2 separate regions of the Homo sapiens genome follow, and region 2 is linked to region 1. Evidence: read pairs that join two places in POLR2A ChIA-PET (ENCODE). Cell type or tissue: CD4-positive, alpha-beta T cell. All regions are shown on one strand. Links, peaks and the distances in the headings refer to the core of each region. The heading gives the core; the rest is flanking DNA.

Region 1 (8,320 bases), core at 310-8,309:
CTGAGGCAGGAGAGTGGCGTGAACCCCGGGGGGTGGAGCCTGCAGTGAGCCGAGATCATGCCACTGCACTCCAGCCTGGGCGACAGCAAGACTCCGTCTCAAAAAAAAAAAATTTTTTTAAAAAAAGGGCAGATGTGATGTTCGGAACACCTCCTGTATTGGGACAGACTGAAAATATGGGTCAAAAATGGCAGTGATGGCCGGGTGCGGTGGCCCACGCCTGTAATCCCAGCACTTTGGAAGGCCGAGGCCGGTGGATCACCTGAGGTCAGGAGTTCGAGACCAACCTGGCCAACATGGAGAAACCCCGTCTCTCTAAAACCCCAAAACTTATCCAGGCATGGTGGCACACACCTGTAGTCCCAGCTACTCAGGAAGCTGAGGCAGGAGAATCGCTTGAACCCGGGAGGCAGAGGTTGCAGTGAGTGGAGATTGTGCCATTGCACTCAAGCCTGGGCAACAAGAGTGAAACTCTGTCTCAAAAAAAAAAAAAAAAAAAAAAATGGCAATGACACATGACCATCAGCTGGCTCTCCAGGGTGGGGAATTCACCTTTTTTCCAGCAAAGGTGAACAAGGGCAGTGGGGCACAGCAGGGAGGCCACGTAATCTGAAGGAGGCCAGGGGAACCTGGGGAAGGAGTGGAGTCGGTTCATTATCTGAAATTGACATCAAGGCTTGCAGGCTTCCTGGTACTGGTCTTGAGCAAATGGCTCCGCCTCTCCCAGACTTTAGAGGGCTCTATCCTGTGCTAAACTTTTTAAGATTATCTCATTGACTCTCCAGCTGTTCTTGAGATATGGACTAGCATTGGTTCCATTTTGCAATTGAAGAAACTGAGGGCTGGGATGAGATCGCACAATATGGAGAAAATTCGAGGAAATAAGACGAGGACCTCGCTTCACCCAGTGCCTGTTCAACAGTGATAGCTGTCCCCATACTTTTATGTTATTTCAGGTGCACGAAATCTTGAGATGTAGGTAGTATTTCTCCCTCTCTAACAGCATAAAAACGTGTCAGTGCCGGCCAGGTGTGGTGGCTCACGCCTGTAATCCCAGCACTTTGGACGTGGTGGCGGGCACCTGTAATCCCAGCTACTCGGGAGGCTGAGGCAGGATAGTCCCTTGAACCTGGAAGGTGGAGGTTGCAGTGAGCTGAGATCATGCCACTGCACTCCAGCCTGGGCAACAAGAGTGAAATTCCATCTCAAACAACAACAAAAAAAAGTCAATGCAAATCAAAATAAGACATTTATTTTTTATTTTCTTTTGCAAAGCATTTTCACAGCTCATTTCTGTTCGTGCAAGCTAGAACATACAGCTTTCCAGGAATGGTCTGACAATATTTATCAAAAACATAACCAGCTGGGCGCAGTGGCTCTTGCCTGGAATCTCAGCACTTTTGGAGGCTGAGGTGGGAGGATCATTTAAGCCTAGGAATTCAAAACCAGCCTGGGTGACATAGTGAGACATGTCTGTCTGTCTTTCTTTCTTTCTTTCTTTCTTTCTTTCTTTCTTTCTTTCTTTCTTTCTTTCTTTTTCTTTCTTTCTTTCTTTCTCTCCTTCCTTCCTTCCTTCTTTCCTTCCTTCCTTCCTTCCTTCTTTCTTTTCTTTCTTTCGAGACAAGATCTCACTCTGTTATCCAGGCTCCAGGCTGCAGTGGCTAATTGCAGACTCAACCTCCTTAGGCTCAGGTGATCCTCCCAACTCAGCCTCCCAAGTAGCTGGTATTAGAAGCATCTGCCACCATGCCAGGCTAAATTTTTTTTTTTTTTTTTTTTTGCTCTTTTGTAGAGATGGAGTCTCGCCATGTTGCCCAGGCTGTTCTCAAACTCCTGGACTCAAGCGATCCTCCTGCCTCGCCCCCCCAAAGTGCTGGGATTACAGGTGTCAACCATCGCACCTAGACCTGAGACATGTTTCTAAAAAAAATTTTTTTTTTGAGACAATGTTTCACTCTTGTTGCCCAGGCTGGAGTGCAATGGTGTGATCTTGGCTCACTGCAACCTCGGCCTCCCGGGTTCAAGCGATTCTCCTGCCTCAGCCTCCCAAGTAGCTGGGACTGCAGGCACCCACCACCACGCCCGGCTAATTTTTTTATTTTTAGTAGAGATGGGGTTTCACCATGTTGTCCTGGCTGGTCTTGAACTCCTGACCCCAGGTGATCCGCCCGCCTTGGCCTCCTAAAGTGCTGGGATTACAGGCGTTAGCCACAGTGCCCGGCCAAAAATTTTTTTTTTTTTTTAGACGGAGTTTCGCTCTTGTCGCCCAGGCTGGAGTGCAATGGCACGATCTCAGCTCACCGCAACCTCTGCCTTCCGGGTTCAAGCAATTCCCCTGCCTCAGCCTCCCAGGTAGCTGGGACTACAGGGATGCGCCATGACGCCCGACTAATTTTTGTATTTTTAGTAGAAACAGGGTTTCACCATCTTGGCCAGGCTGGTCTCGAGCTGCTGACCTCATGATCCACCCGCCTCGACCTCCCAAAGTGCTGGAATTACAGGCATGAGCCACCGTGCCTGGCCAAAAAATATTTTTTTAAAGATGCAACTGCTTGGCCAGGCACGGTGGCTCATGCGTGTAATCCCAGTACTTTGGGAGGCCAAGGTGGGAGGATCACCTGAGGTCAGGAGTTCAAGACCAGCCTGGCCAACATGGTGAAACCAACCTCATCTCCACAAAAATAACAAAATTAGCCAGGCATGATGGTGGGTGCCTGTAATCCCAGCTACTCCAGAGGCTGAGGTGGGAGAATCGCTTGAACCCATGAGGTGGAGGGTGCAGTGAGCCGAGATCGTGCCGTTGCCCTCCAGCCTGGGTGACAGAGTGAGACTGTCTAAAAAAAAAAAAAAAAAAAAGATGCAAAGATGCAAATGCTCAAATATCTAAAGTAAAAAATGTCTCTATTCTCCTTGGTCAGAATAGTGAAGAATTATTAATAATCCAGGTGACCACTATTAAGGAGTTATTAAATTACTTTTCACCTATATGATGGAATAATATGCAACCATTAAAAATGATCAAGTGGGCTGGGCGCAGTGACTTACGCCTGTAATCCTAGCACTTTTGGAGACCGAGGCTCGTGGATTGCCTGAGCTCAGGAGTTCGAGACCAGCCTGGGCAACACAGTGAAACCCTGTCTCTACTAAAATACAAAAAATTAGACGGGCGTGGCAGTATGCGCCTATAGTCCCAGCTACCCGGGAGGCTGAAGCAGGAGAACTGCTTGAACCCAGGAGGCCGAGGTTGCAGTGAGCCGAGATTGTGCCACTGCACTCCAGCCTGGGCAACAGAGCAAGACTCCGTCTCCAAAAAAAAAAAAAAAAAAAAAAAATCAGGTGGATCTATGTTTATTGAAATGGCCAGAGATATTCACAGTCAGAACAGCAGGTTTCAAAATATTCTGTATTATATGATCCTACTGAAAAGTAACATGCAGAGAAAAGGCAGTTACCCATCCAGATATTCACAGTGTCTCCAGTGGTGGGATTAAGAAAGATCTGTGTCTTCAAACACTGCGGAAGGCCGCAGGGTCCTCTGCCTAGGAAAACCAGAGACCTTTGTTCATATGTTTATCTGCTAACCTTCTCTCCACTATTGTCCTATGACCCTGCCAAATCCCCCTCTCCGAGAAACACCCAAGAATGATCAATAAATACTAAAATAATTTTTTAAAAAAGAAAGATCTGTGTCTTGTGTAGTCTTTGACATTTTCTGAACATTTTGCAATGAGCATATATTACATTCATTGATGATCGATTGATTGGGACAGGGTCTCATTTGTCACCCAGACTGGAGTGTAGTGGTGCAATCACAGCTGACTGCAGTCTCGACCTCTCAGGCTCAAGCAATCCTCCTGCCTCAGCCTCCCAAATAGCTGACAGGCACCTGCCCCTGCCCCCAGCTACTTAAAAAAACTTTTTGTAAAGATGGGTTCTCACTATGTCGCCCAAGCTGGTCTCAAACTCCTGGGCTCAAGCGATCCTCCTGCCTCAGTGTTGGGATTACAGGCGTGAGTCACTGCACCCAGTCTATATTACTTTTATAATCAGAAAGTTATTTTATAATCAGGGGAAATGAAAAACATCTGGTATTTATTATCTGGGAGGCACAAAAACGTGGTGGATAAGCACACAGATTCTAGATTCAGCTTTCCTGGATTTTGGCTCCAACTCAGCCAAGTTAATGGCTGGGTTAGTCTGGGCAGGTTACTGGCCAAGGGGGGAAACCATGCCTCAGTTTCCCCCATTGTAAAATCCAAATAACAATAGCTTAGGTTTACCGAGAGGTTGTTATGTGACAAGCACTGTTTGTTTTACGTAAATCATCGAGGTAAATGCTCACAACAGCCCTATTAAGTAAGTACTATTATTATAAAAAGGGTCACAGGCATAGGCAGGGAAGGAGGTAGGGCTGGGAGTCGGAGCCCGTGAGCGCCCCCTAGAGTAGGGCTAAGGGGCGGGGGGGCGGGCTACAGCAGAATAGGGACCCAGCGCACTCGCAGAACGAGGGGGGAGGCGAGGCGAGAACGAGCGGGAGTTTTTTTCCCGACTACGATTGGCTGGTGTAATTGTCATCACTTGAAAAGGCAGCCAATGAGAGGCGCGGTCGCCTCGCTGGTGGAAGCCGAGAGCTGAGCGAAGTGAGGCGTGCGGAGCCAAAGGCGCTAGAGCGATAGCGGGAGCCCCGGACCCCGAAGCGGTTGAGGGGATCCAGGCCTCACAACGTCTTGAGAGTGGCCCCAGCGTCGTTCCTAGTCTCTTCGGCAGACCCCAGCGTCGTCCTTCTTTTCCTGAGAATATCCTGACACCAGTCGCCCGTTCCAGAAGGGGACACTTGGCGTCATCCCTTTTTTTCTGAGTGACCCCAGAGTCGTCCTCACTTCCTGAGGGGGATCCTGGCGTCATCCGCCCTTCTTGAGGGGACCCTGCTGTCACTACCCTGTCCTGATGGCCAGCACCGCATTGTCCTTTCTTCCCGCGGGAAACCCGGACATCATCCCCTCTTTCTGGCGGGGACCCCCATGCCATTATCCCCTCCTGAGGAGACCCCAGAGCCAGAGCCGTCCCCCCTTCCTCAAGGCTCCCCAGCGTTGTTTCTTCTTCCCGAGAAGGGGCCTGGTGCTGTTCCCCGTTTCCAGAGTGTTTCCTATCGTTGTCCTCCCCACACTCAGAAGGCATCTGTCATCCCCCCTTTTTCTGAGATCAGTCCCTTCCTCCTTTCCAGTTTAAGGCCGACCCCTGCAAACGCTTCTGTGGCACCCATAGATAGAAGGCCCAAAGACCCCCCTGTGCTCCCTTGCCCCCAATTGAGCAGACGGGAAGGCAAAAGACTCAGCTCACCCCATGAAGATGGGAAGAAACCGAAACTAGCTGATGAAGGAACTCACTATGCCACATGAGAAATCATTTAGGGCCGGGCGCAGTGGCTCACGCCCATAATCCCAGAACTTTGGGAGGCCGAGGTTATCATATAAGATCAGGAGTTCGAGACCAGCCTGGCCAACATGGTGAAAACCCGCCTCTACTAAAAAATACAAAAATTAGCCGGGAGTGGCGGTATGGGCCTGTAATCCCAGATACTCAGGAGGCTGAGGTAGGAGAATCGCTTGAACCCAGCAGGTGGAGGTTGCAGTGAGCCGAGATCACACCACTGCATTCCAGCCTGGGCAACAGAGTGAGACTCCATCTCAAAAAGAATAAATAAATAAAAAGAATTTGCCAGTCAACAACAATTTTTTTTTCTTGCCTCCCGGGTTCACGCCATTCTCCTGCCTCAGCCTCCCGAGTAGCTGGGACTATGGGTGCCTGCCACCACGCCCGGCTAATTTTTTGTATTTTTAGTAGAGACGGGGTTTCACCGTGTTAGCCAGGATGGTCTCGATCTCCTGACCTCGTGATCCGCCCACCTCGGCCTACCAAAGTGCTGGGATTACAGGTGTGAGCCACCGCGCCCGGTCAAATACAAAATTTTAAAACAACTTTTATATATACTCAGTTAAGGCAGACAAAACAAGTCTCTGATTATTTCATTCACTGAGGCAATATTAATTTTTGAGACACTTCCACACAGATTTACATTTTAAAAAAAATGTCAGGTGCGGTGGCTCACTCACACCTGTAATCCCAGCACTTTGGGAGGCTGAGGCGGGCGGATCACGAGGTCAGGAGATCGAGACCATCCCGGCTAAAATGGTGAAACCCCGTCTCTACTAAAAATACAAAAAATTAGCCGGGCGTAGTGGCGGGCGCCTGTAGTCCCAGCTACTTGGGAGGCTGAGGCAGGAGAATGGCGTGAACCCGGGAGGCGGAGCTTGCAGTGAGCCGAGATCGCGCCACTGCACTCCAGCCTGGGCGACAGAGCGAGACTCCGTCTCAAAAAAAAAAAAAAAAAAAAAAAAGGAAACTTAAGGGCCAGGCACGGTGGTTCACGCCTGTAATCCCAGCACTTTGGGAGGCCGAGGTGGGCAGATCACCTGAGGTCAGAAGTTCGAGACCAACCTGACCAACATGGAGAAACCCCGTCACTACTAAAAATACAAAATTAGCCAGGCGTGGTGGTGCATGCCTGTAATCCCAGCTACTCGGGAGGCTGAGGCAGGAGAATTGCTTGAACCGGGGAGGCAGAGGTTGCAGTGAGCCAAGATCACACCATTGCACTCCAGCCTGGGTAACAAGAGCGAAACTCTGTCTCAAAAAAAAAAAAAAAAAAAAAAAAAAAAAAAAGAGGCTGGGGGGTGGCTCATGCCTGTAATCCCAGCACTTTGGGAGGCCAAGGAGGGCAGATCAGGAGGTCAGGAGATCGAAACCATCCTGGCCAACATGGTGAAACCCCGTCTCTACTAAAAAAAAAATACAAAAAATTAGCTGAGCGAGGTGGCTGATGCCTGTAGTCCCAGCTACTCGGGAGGCTGAAGCAGAATGGCGTGAACCTGGGAGGCGGAGCTTGCAGTGAGCTGAGATCGCGCCACTGCACTCCAGCCTGGGCGACAGAGCGAGACTCCGTCTCAAAAAAAAGAAAGGGAAACTTAAAATATTCATAAAGATTAATCGAGTGAAAGGCCAGGTGCCGTGGCTCACGCCTGTAATCCCAGCACTTTGGGAGGCCGAGGAGGGCGGATCATGAGGTCAGGAGATCGAGACCATCCTGGCTAACACGGTGAAACCCCGTCTCTACTAAAAATACAAAAAATTAGCCGGGCGCGGTGGCGGGCACCTGTAGTCCCAGCTACTCGGGAGGCTGAGGCAGGAGACTGGCATGAACCTGGGAGGCGGAGCTTGCAGTGAGCCGAGATAGCGGCACTGCAATCCGGCCTGGGAGAAAGAGCGAGACTCCATCTCAAAAAAAATAAAAAATAAAATAACTGAGTGAAGGGGGACAGGTGCTTTGGCTTATGCCTATAATCCCAGCCCTTTGGGAGGCTGAGGCAGGAGAAACTCTTGAGGTCAGGAGTTCAAGACCAGCCTGGGCAACATAGCCTGCTTGGTGGCGTACACCTGTGGTCCCAGCTACTTGAAAGACTGAGGTGGGAGGATCACTTAAAACTGGGAGGTCATGCCTGTAGTAGTGAGCCTTGATCTGGCCATAGCCCTCCAGCCTGGACAACAGAGTCACTCTGTCTCGAAAAAATAAATAAAAATAAAAAAATAAACTGAGAGACGGCCAGGTAGGATGACATGTGAGGAGTAGACGGATGTAGGGTAGAAATAAAAGAGACCCCATGTAGGATAGTTGAGACTTGAGGGAAAAATAAACCAACTTCTTGGGTAATGTAATTATTAGTCTTTCAGGCCCCTGAAGCTGAGCGTAAATGAAGGCTGAGGCAACTGAAGTTGGCACTAGGAGATTCGGTTTCCTTTTCTTACCACCCTTATCAAGATAATTGCTTAATCCCGGAGGATCCTGGGACATGTAGTCTAAAAAGAGTGTTCCTGCTTTAAAAGGTGGCACCGGCCGGGCGCGGTGGCTCACGCCTGTAATCCCAGCGCTTTGAGAGGCCGAGGCGGGCGGATCACGAGGTCAGGAGATCAAGACCATCTTGGCTAACACGGTGAAACCCCAACTCTACTAAAAATACAAAAAATTAGCCCGGCGTAGTGGCAGGCGCCTGTAGTCCCAGCTACTCGGGAGGCTGAGGCAGGAGAATGGCGTGAACCCGGGAGGCGGAGTTTGCAGTGAGCCGAGATTGCGCCACTGCACCCCAAACTGGGTGACAGAGCCAGACTCCGTCTCAAAAAAAATAAAATAAATAAAATAAATATAAATAAATAAAAGGTGGCACCACAGGCCGGGCGCGGTGGCTCACGCCTGTAATCTCAGCAC
Region 2 (8,320 bases), core at 238-8,237, 180 kb before region 1:
GGATGCCCCGCGCCTCGCTGCTCCCCGGCTCTTGGAAGTTGGCTCGGAAAGGCCCGTGAGCTGCACTCTGGACGGACTGTTTCCAGCCTCAGAGGCCAGGGTCTACCTCGCACTGGGGGACCAGAATCTGAGTCCTGATGTCACCCTCGAAGGGGACGCATTCGTGGCCACTGCCACAGCCACAGCTAGCGCAGAGCAGGAGGGTGCCAGGCAGCTGGTCTGCAACGTCACCCTGGGGGGCGAAAACCGGGAGACCCGGGAGAACGTGACCATCTACAGTAAGGAAGGAGGCGGGGTCTCCGCGGCTCCGAGGTGGGACCAGAGGAATGCGAAGGCGGGGCGAAGAGTGGGCGGGACCTCAGTACCGGAACAGGCGTGGCCCGAGGGGCGGGGCAGGTGGGGGCGGAGACGTAATCGCTGGGGAGGAGGAGCCTGTACAGCCTGAGAGGCGGGGCGCCGTACCCTAGTTCGTTCTCAGCACCCCGAGGATTCGGGCAGATAAGGGGCGGGCCTTGACCGGAGGGAGGGGTATGGTCAGTATACTACGACCAAATGCTCCGCCCCCAGGCTTCCCGGCACCACTCCTGACCCTGAGCGAACCCAGCGTCTCCGAGGGGCAGATGGTGACAGTAACCTGCGCAGCTGGGGCCCAAGCTCTGGTCACACTGGAGGGAGTTCCAGCCGCGGTCCCGGGGCAGCCCGCCCAGCTTCAGCTAAATGCCACCGAGAACGACGACAGACGCAGCTTCTTCTGCGACGCCACCCTCGATGTGGACGGGGAGACCCTGATCAAGAACAGGAGCGCAGAGCTTCGTGTCCTATGTGAGTTGGTGATAACCCCTCGCCCCCCACCTTCTGGTGACTTCCAAGGACCCGCCTGCTCCCTCACCGTGTCGTGGAGGCGGAGCCATTTCTTACGTCTAAGCCTCTGTAACCCCACGCCCTGCCCGCAGACGCTCCCCGGCTAGACGATTCGGACTGCCCCAGGAGTTGGACGTGGCCCGAGGGCCCAGAGCAGACGCTGCGCTGCGAGGCCCGCGGGAACCCAGAACCCTCAGTGCACTGTGCGCGCTCCGACGGCGGGGCCGTGCTGGCTCTGGGCCTGCTGGGTCCAGTCACTCGGGCGCTCTCAGGCACTTACCGCTGCAAGGCGGCCAATGATCAAGGCGAGGCGGTCAAGGACGTAACGCTAACGGTGGAGTGTGAGTGGGGGTGCGCAGGGTGCATTTCTATCTGGTTCAAGGTCTGGAGGGTGGCCAGCCTCCAGGGAAGAGTAGGAGTAGGGTATGAGGTGTCCCTTTGGGTGAGGTTTTGGGAAAGGGAAGAGGCTGGTTAGTGGGGTTGGAGAAAGATCTTGGAGGATGGAAGGGACCGGGTGGGCGTGCCCCTAGCCTAGGGCGTGGTATTTGGGCGGAGTCGTGGAAAGGCGGGCAGTCCAGAGTGTTTAAGTTTTTAGACGAAAAAGGCGCCACTGGTGGCTCAGGAAGCTCCCAGACAGAGTGCATGCCTCGACTAGCGTGACACCTCCTTGGATCGGCGTCCAAGGGTTATGCAGGGACAACACTTCGTGGAAGCCTTGCCGCGCCAAGGAGGGTCTAGGGACGTCAGATTTGCCCCCAAACCCCAAAGCCAACAATACACTCCCTCCTCCAGACGCACCAGCGCTGGACAGCGTGGGCTGCCCAGAACGCATTACTTGGCTGGAGGGAACAGAAGCCTCGCTGAGCTGTGTGGCGCACGGGGTACCGCCGCCTGATGTGATCTGCGTGCGCTCTGGAGAACTCGGGGCCGTCATCGAGGGGCTGTTGCGTGTGGCCCGGGAGCATGCGGGCACTTACCGCTGCGAAGCCACCAACCCTCGGGGCTCTGCGGCCAAAAATGTGGCCGTCACGGTGGAATGTGAGTAGGGGCACCGCGGAGTTAGGCAGGATCTGTGGGACAACCCCGGCTGGACTTCCTGGCCCCCGTGTGAGCCCCTGCAATCCTGTTTCCCAGATGGCCCCAGGTTTGAGGAGCCGAGCTGCCCCAGCAATTGGACATGGGTGGAAGGATCTGGGCGCCTGTTTTCCTGTGAGGTCGATGGGAAGCCACAGCCAAGCGTGAAGTGCGTGGGCTCCGGGGGCGCCACTGAGGGGGTGCTGCTGCCGCTGGCACCCCCAGACCCTAGTCCCAGAGCTCCCAGAATCCCTAGAGTCCTGGCACCCGGTATCTACGTCTGCAACGCCACCAACCGCCACGGCTCCGTGGCCAAAACAGTCGTCGTGAGCGCGGAGTGTGAGCGAGGCCCAGGCGGGTAGGGAGCAGGGGTGCCCCACGGTCCAGGCACTCCCTGACATCCCCCATGGCTGCTTTGCAGCGCCACCGGAGATGGATGAATCTACCTGCCCAAGTCACCAGACGTGGCTGGAAGGGGCTGAGGCTTCCGCGCTGGCCTGCGCCGCCCGGGGTCGCCCTTCCCCAGGAGTGCGCTGCTCTCGGGAAGGCATCCCATGGCCTGAGCAGCAGCGCGTGTCCCGAGAGGACGCGGGCACTTACCACTGTGTGGCCACCAATGCGCATGGCACGGACTCCCGGACCGTCACTGTGGGCGTGGAATGTGAGTGGGGGCAGCACCGGATGGAGGGGACACGGTCCTCGGAAGAATGACTCGCAGCGGTGGGAGCATTCAAGGGCACCTCTCCCAATCCCATTCTCGGGGACAGGGAATTCCAGCCTAAACCAGGGGGTAATGAAAATTCTAGCCAGGCGCAGTGGCTCAGGTCTGTAATCCCAACACTTTGGAAGGTTGAGGCGGATGAATCACTTGAGGCCAGGAGTTCGAGACCAGCCCGGCCAACATGGCGAAAACCCGTCTCTACAAAAATTAGCCGGTCGTGGTGGTGGGCGCCTGTGGTCCCAGCTACTTGGGAGGCTGAGGCAGGAGAATCGCTTGAGCCTGGGAGGCAGAGGTTGCAGGGAGCCGAGATCCCGCCACTGCACTCCAGCCTGGGCAACAGAGTGAGACTCTTTCTTAGAAAAACAGAAAAAGAAAATTATAGGGAATAGGAGCACGGCCCTCCTCAAATCCTGGATTAGAACACTGACCTGGGCTTCACCTCCTTCCATTCGGTGAAGAAGGGCGAGGAATTTTAGCCGCAACAGCAGCCTGATTGTCGGGGAAGGAGGCTCTGATAGGAGGCAGGATCCTCTTCTGCCCATCAGAGGCGCGGTGGTCTCCCATCGATCGTTGTGGGCCGGAGCAGGGCATTTGATCAGTGGCTGGGCCGGCGCTAAGCCCCACTTCACCTTCTGTGCCCTTCAGACCGGCCAGTGGTGGCCGAACTTGCTGCCTCGCCCCCTGGAGGCGTGCGCCCAGGAGGAAACTTCACGTTGACCTGCCGCGCGGAGGCCTGGCCTCCAGCCCAGATCAGCTGGCGCGCGCCCCCGGGGGCCCTCAACATCGGCCTGTCGAGCAACAACAGCACACTGAGCGTGGCAGGCGCCATGGGAAGCCACGGCGGCGAGTACGAGTGCGCAGCCACCAACGCGCACGGGCGCCACGCGCGGCGCATCACGGTGCGCGTGGCCGGTAAGTGGCAGCTGGGGAGAGGCGGGGCGAGGTATCTGAGAGGGGGCGTGACCTGGGTCTTGGGGCGGCCGGCCCCGCCTGCCTCCCTCTCGGTCCCGGTAGACTAGACGGAAGTGGGACAGAGTAGAAGTCAAAGGTGCCTTAGCGGGTGGGGCTGTTGATCGCACTTTGAGGGGTGGGAGATGGAGGTGGCAGGGGGACTGAATTCAAGGGGAGGGACCCTCCGGGGCTGTCACTGCTGCAGGAAAGGACTTTAAAACTTGGGCTGGATTCTGCGTGGTGGAAACTTGACCCAATTCACAATCCACTGTGGGGAAGATTGGGGAGGGACCAAAGTCATTGGATGTTGGAGGGAGAGAGGGGTCAAGATCGCCTTCTCTCACTTCCTGAAGCTCCTGGGGCTGGGTTCTCTCTGGGGTCGGGGGAACCTGACCTGGTCCTGCCGGTCCTCATTTTTTGGGGGATGGGGAGAGTTGACTTGTCGCCAGGGGGCTAAGTGTGGTCACGGGTTTATATCCCCATGGGCTGAAGTGCGATATAAATCGGGACTCGGGTCGCCCTGGCACTGGGAGTGGCCTTATTGCATGGGTTGTCTCCCTTCTCCCAAGGCCAGACAGTGAGCTCCCCGGGGCATGAGGACTGACTTCGTGCCTGTGGGAGTGCGGGGGGCGGTGGGAGAAGCCCCCCGGAGCTTGGCCACCCTCCGCGAGGGTCTCCACCCCGCAGGTCCGTGGCTATGGGTCGCCGTGGGCGGCGCGGCGGGGGGCGCGGCGCTGCTGGCCGCGGGGGCCGGCCTGGCCTTCTACGTGCAGTCCACCGCCTGCAAGAAGGGCGAGTACAACGTGCAGGAGGCCGAGAGCTCAGGCGAGGCCGTGTGTCTGAACGGAGCGGGCGGCGGCGCTGGCGGGGCGGCAGGCGCGGAGGGCGGACCCGAGGCGGCGGGGGGCGCGGCCGAGTCGCCGGCGGAGGGCGAGGTCTTCGCCATACAGCTGACATCGGCGTGAGCCCGCTCCCCTCTCCCCGCGGGCCGGGGGACGCCCCCCAGACTCACACGGGGGCTTATTTATTGCTTTATTTATTTACTTATTCATTTATTTATGTATTCAACTCCAAGGGCGTCACCCCCATTTTCTACCCATCCCCTCAATAAAGTTTTTATAAAGGAACTCCCTGTCTCCGCTTCTGTTTCTGCAAGGTGGAACAAGCCCAGGGTTCCAGTCGTGACCTCCCGAGTTATTCATTCAAAAAGCGATTTTTGAGAGGGCCTGGGGTGGTGGCTTAGGCCTGTAATCCCAGGACTTGTGGGAGGCCCAGGTGGGAGGATCCCTTGCACCCAAGAGTTTCAGACCAGCCTGGGCAACATAGGGAGACCCTACAAAAAATATTTTTCAAAAATTAGCCAAGGCCGGTCGCGGTGGCTCATGCGTGTAATCCCAGGACTTTGGAAGGCCGAGGCGGCCAGATCACGAGGTCGAGGTCATGAGATCGAGACCATCCTGGCCAATATGGTGAAACCCTGTCTCTACTAAAAATACAAAAATTAGCTGGGCATGGTGGTGCGCGCCTGTAGTCCCAGCTATTCGGGAGGCTGAGGCAGGAGAATCGCTTTAACCCCGGAGGCAGAGGTTGCAGTGAGCCGAGATCGTGCCACTGAACTCCAGCCTGGCGACAGAGCGAGATTCCGTCTTAAAAAAAAAACCAGGCGTGGTGGCTCACGCCTGTAATCCCAGCACTTTGGGAGGCCGAGGCGGGCGGATCACGAGGTCGGGAGATCGAGACCATCCTCGCTAACACGGTGAAACCCCGTCTCTACTAAAAATACAAAAAAAAAAAAAAAAAAAAAATTAGCCGAGCGTGGTGGCGGGCGCCTGTAGTCCCAGCTACTCAGGAGGCTGAGGCAGGAGAATGGCATGAACCCGGGGAGCAGAGCTTGCAGTGAGCCGAGATCGCGCCACTGCACTCCACCCTGGCAGACAGCAAGACTCCGTCTCAAAAAAAAAAAAAAAAATTAGCCAGGGCCGAGCACAGTACTCTCGCTTGAATCCCAGAACTTTGGGAAACTAAGGCGGGGGGGGGGGGTCACTTGAGGTCAGGAGTTCGAGACCACCCTGGCCAACGTGGTGAAACACCTTCTCTACCAAAAATACAAAAAAATTAAGGCCGGGTGAAGTGGCTCACGTCTGTAATCCCAGCACTTTGCGAGGCTGAGGCGGGCGGATCATGGGGTTAGAAGATCAAGACTGTCCTGGCTAACATGGTGAAACCCCGTCACTACTAAAAACACAAAAATTAGCCGGGCGTGGTGGCACATGCCTGTAGTCCCAGCTACTCAAGAGGCTGAGGCAGGAGAATCGCTTTAACCCCGGAGGCAGAGGTTGCAGTGAGCCAAGATCGCACCACTGCACTCCAGCCTGGGCAATAGAGCGAGACTCTGTCTCAAAAAAAAACCAAAAACAAAAACAAAAAAATACAAAAATTTAGCTGGGCTGTAGTGGCACACGCCCTGTAATCCCAGCTACTCGTGAGGCTGAGGCAGGAGAATTGCTAGAACCCGGGAGGTAGAGATCTTGCCATTGCACTCCAGCCTGGGCAACAGAACTAGACTCTGTCTCAAAAAAAAAAAAAAAAAAAAAAAAGTGTTTTTTGAGGGGGCTGGGCATGGTGGCTCAAGCCTGTAATCCCAGGACTTTTGGGAGGCCCAGGTGGGAGGATCCCTTGTGCCCACGAGTTTCAGACCAGCCTGGGCAACATAGCGAGACCCTACAAAAAAACATGTTTCAAAAAAAAATTTTTTTTTTTGAGATGGAGTCTCGCTCTGTCGCCCAGGCTGGACAGCAGTGGCACTATCTCTGCTCACTGCAAGCTCCGTCTCCCGGGTTCATGCCATTCTCCTGCCTCAGCCTCCCAAGTAGCTGGGATTACAGGCGCCTGCCACCACACCCAGCTAATTTTTTTTTGTATTTTTAGTAGAGATGGGATTTCACCGTGTTCGCCAGGATGGTCTCTATTCCTGACCTCGAGATCCACCCGCCTCAGCCTCCCAAAGTGCTGGGATTACAGGCGTGAGCCACCGCGCCCGGCCTCAAAAAAAAAATTTTTTTTTTGAGATGGAGTCTTGCTCTGTCACCCAGGCTGGAGTGCTGTGGTGTGATCTTGGCTCACTGCAACCTCTGCCTCCTGGGTTCAAGCAATTCCCCTGCCTTGGCTTCCCAAATAGCTGGGACTATAGGCATGCACCACCACACCCAGCTAATTTTTGTATTTTTAGTAGAGACAGGGTTTCACCATGTTGGCCAGGCTGGTCTCGAACTCCTGACCTAAGGTGATCCACCTGCCTCGGTCTCCCAAAGTGCTGGGATTACAGCTGTAAGCCACCATGCCTGGTGTATTTTTCAAAAATTAGCCAGACATGGTGGTGCATGCCTGTAGTCCCAGCTACTTGGGAGGCTGAGGCAGGAGGATCCTTTGAGCCTAGGAGGTCAAAGCCACTTCCAGCTATGATATCGTCATTGTGCTCCAGCCCAGGTGACAGAACCAGACCCTGTCTCTAAAAACAAACAACGAAAAAATCCAAAAACTTTTTTTGAACACCTACTATGCATCAGGCACAATCTAAGCTGTCTTTTTCTTTTTCTTTTTTTTTTTTTTTTGAGACGGAGTCTCTCTGTCGCCCAGGCTGGAGTGCAGTGGTGTAATCTCAGCTCACTGCAAGCTCTGCCTCCCACGTTCAAGCGATTTTCCTGCCTCAGCCTCCTGAGTAGCTGGGATTACAGGCGCGCGCCACCACTACGCCCGGCTAATTTTTGTATTTTTAGTAGAGACAGGGTTTCACCATGTTGGTCAGGCTAGTCTGGAACTACTGACCTCGTGATTCACCTGCCTCGGTCTCCCAACGTGCTGGAATTACAAGCCTGAGCCACTGTGCCTGGCCCGGCTGGCTGTCTTTTCTCAGTGTGACCTAGAGCTCGTCCTCTCTCAGTGCCTGTTTTCTGCTCTCTTCACACCCTTGGGCAGGGGTGGGGGCCTCACTCCTTCCTCCTACTTATCTCTTCCACCCAGCACTGCCCTCTGATCCGGGTCACTCTTGGAGGTGGGGGCTAGGTGCTTCCCCCAGGCCTGGTTACCGGCAGAGCTGAGGCCGCCTTGCCAGGGTGGGTGGAGGCCCTCTCCGTTGTGCCCCTGCCCTGAGACTTCGGTGAGACCTTCCTGGGCAGGCACTGGCTGATGCTATGGGTGTCAGCCCTTAGCATGTCCTCCCTGTTAAAGGGGGCACCCCTGCCCCGCCCTCAATGCCTCCTTTGTCCTGTGTCCACCCACAGTGCTTCAGTTTACCCCCACCCTGCCTTTCCACTCAGCCCATCATGATTCAGAACAGACACACACAGGGTATCCGCTGCAACCCCCACTACACGGCACCTTCCCCCCTCATCCCCAACAGCATAAGGCACAGCAGCTGGGCCTCCTCCCCACAGCCTCCTCCTCTGCCCCTCCTCCCTCAAAAGCAGGAACACGGAGCCCTAGAGAAGGAAGCCAGTCCCATGCAAACATGTAATGAGCAAAGATGAGACGGGGAAATGGCACAAGAGGGCAGGCCAGTGCTCGGTGCTGGAGCCAGGGGCCAGGTATAACACCCAAAAAGGCACCAGCCAGGTGCAGTCCCTGCCACTAACAGCACCTCACCTTTTCTGCCTGTGCCCTCCCTACTTAATGATCTCTCTCCGCTCCTACTGACCTCAAGGTCTCTTTCAGAGC

What was found. ChIA-PET counts read pairs that join two places held together with the same protein. Peaks named below come from ENCODE experiments on the same cell type or tissue, not always from the same donor. Only the 100,000 strongest peaks of a DNase experiment are listed, where the experiment ranks them.
Region 2: POLR2A ChIA-PET joins it to region 1 with 10 read pairs; 3 of 35 experiments call an interaction of 5 or more read pairs at or near these places.

The regions. Positions count from the first base shown.
Region 1 is chr19:10,474,587-10,482,906 of GRCh38, forward strand. No RefSeq gene overlaps it. Among named protein-coding and RNA genes, the nearest start is that of KEAP1, 25 kb to the right of the region's middle. RefSeq lists an enhancer at 4,657-4,726. In CD4-positive, alpha-beta T cell, for the core only: CTCF peaks have their summits at 4,435 (motif pointing left) and 4,639; DNase peaks (open chromatin) are centred at 598 and 4,545; H3K4me3 peaks cover 966 bases.
Region 2 is chr19:10,292,045-10,300,364 of GRCh38, forward strand. ICAM5 (intercellular adhesion molecule 5) reads left to right here. Exons shown (of 11, transcript NM_003259.4): 4 at 1-278; 5 at 568-822; 6 at 954-1,202; 7 at 1,654-1,899; 8 at 1,996-2,274; 9 at 2,357-2,596; 10 at 3,302-3,568; 11 at 4,295-4,734. The coding sequence ends at 4,572. Among named protein-coding and RNA genes, the nearest start is that of ICAM5, 6.3 kb to the left of the region's middle. RefSeq lists enhancers at 1-755, 7,590-7,839, silencers at 383-482, 7,519-7,683 and a cis regulatory region at 7,398-8,230. In CD4-positive, alpha-beta T cell, for the core only: no CTCF peak of the experiment used is centred there; DNase peaks (open chromatin) are centred at 407, 867, 2,447 and 3,597; H3K4me3 peaks cover 1,818 bases; H3K27me3 peaks cover 3,855 bases.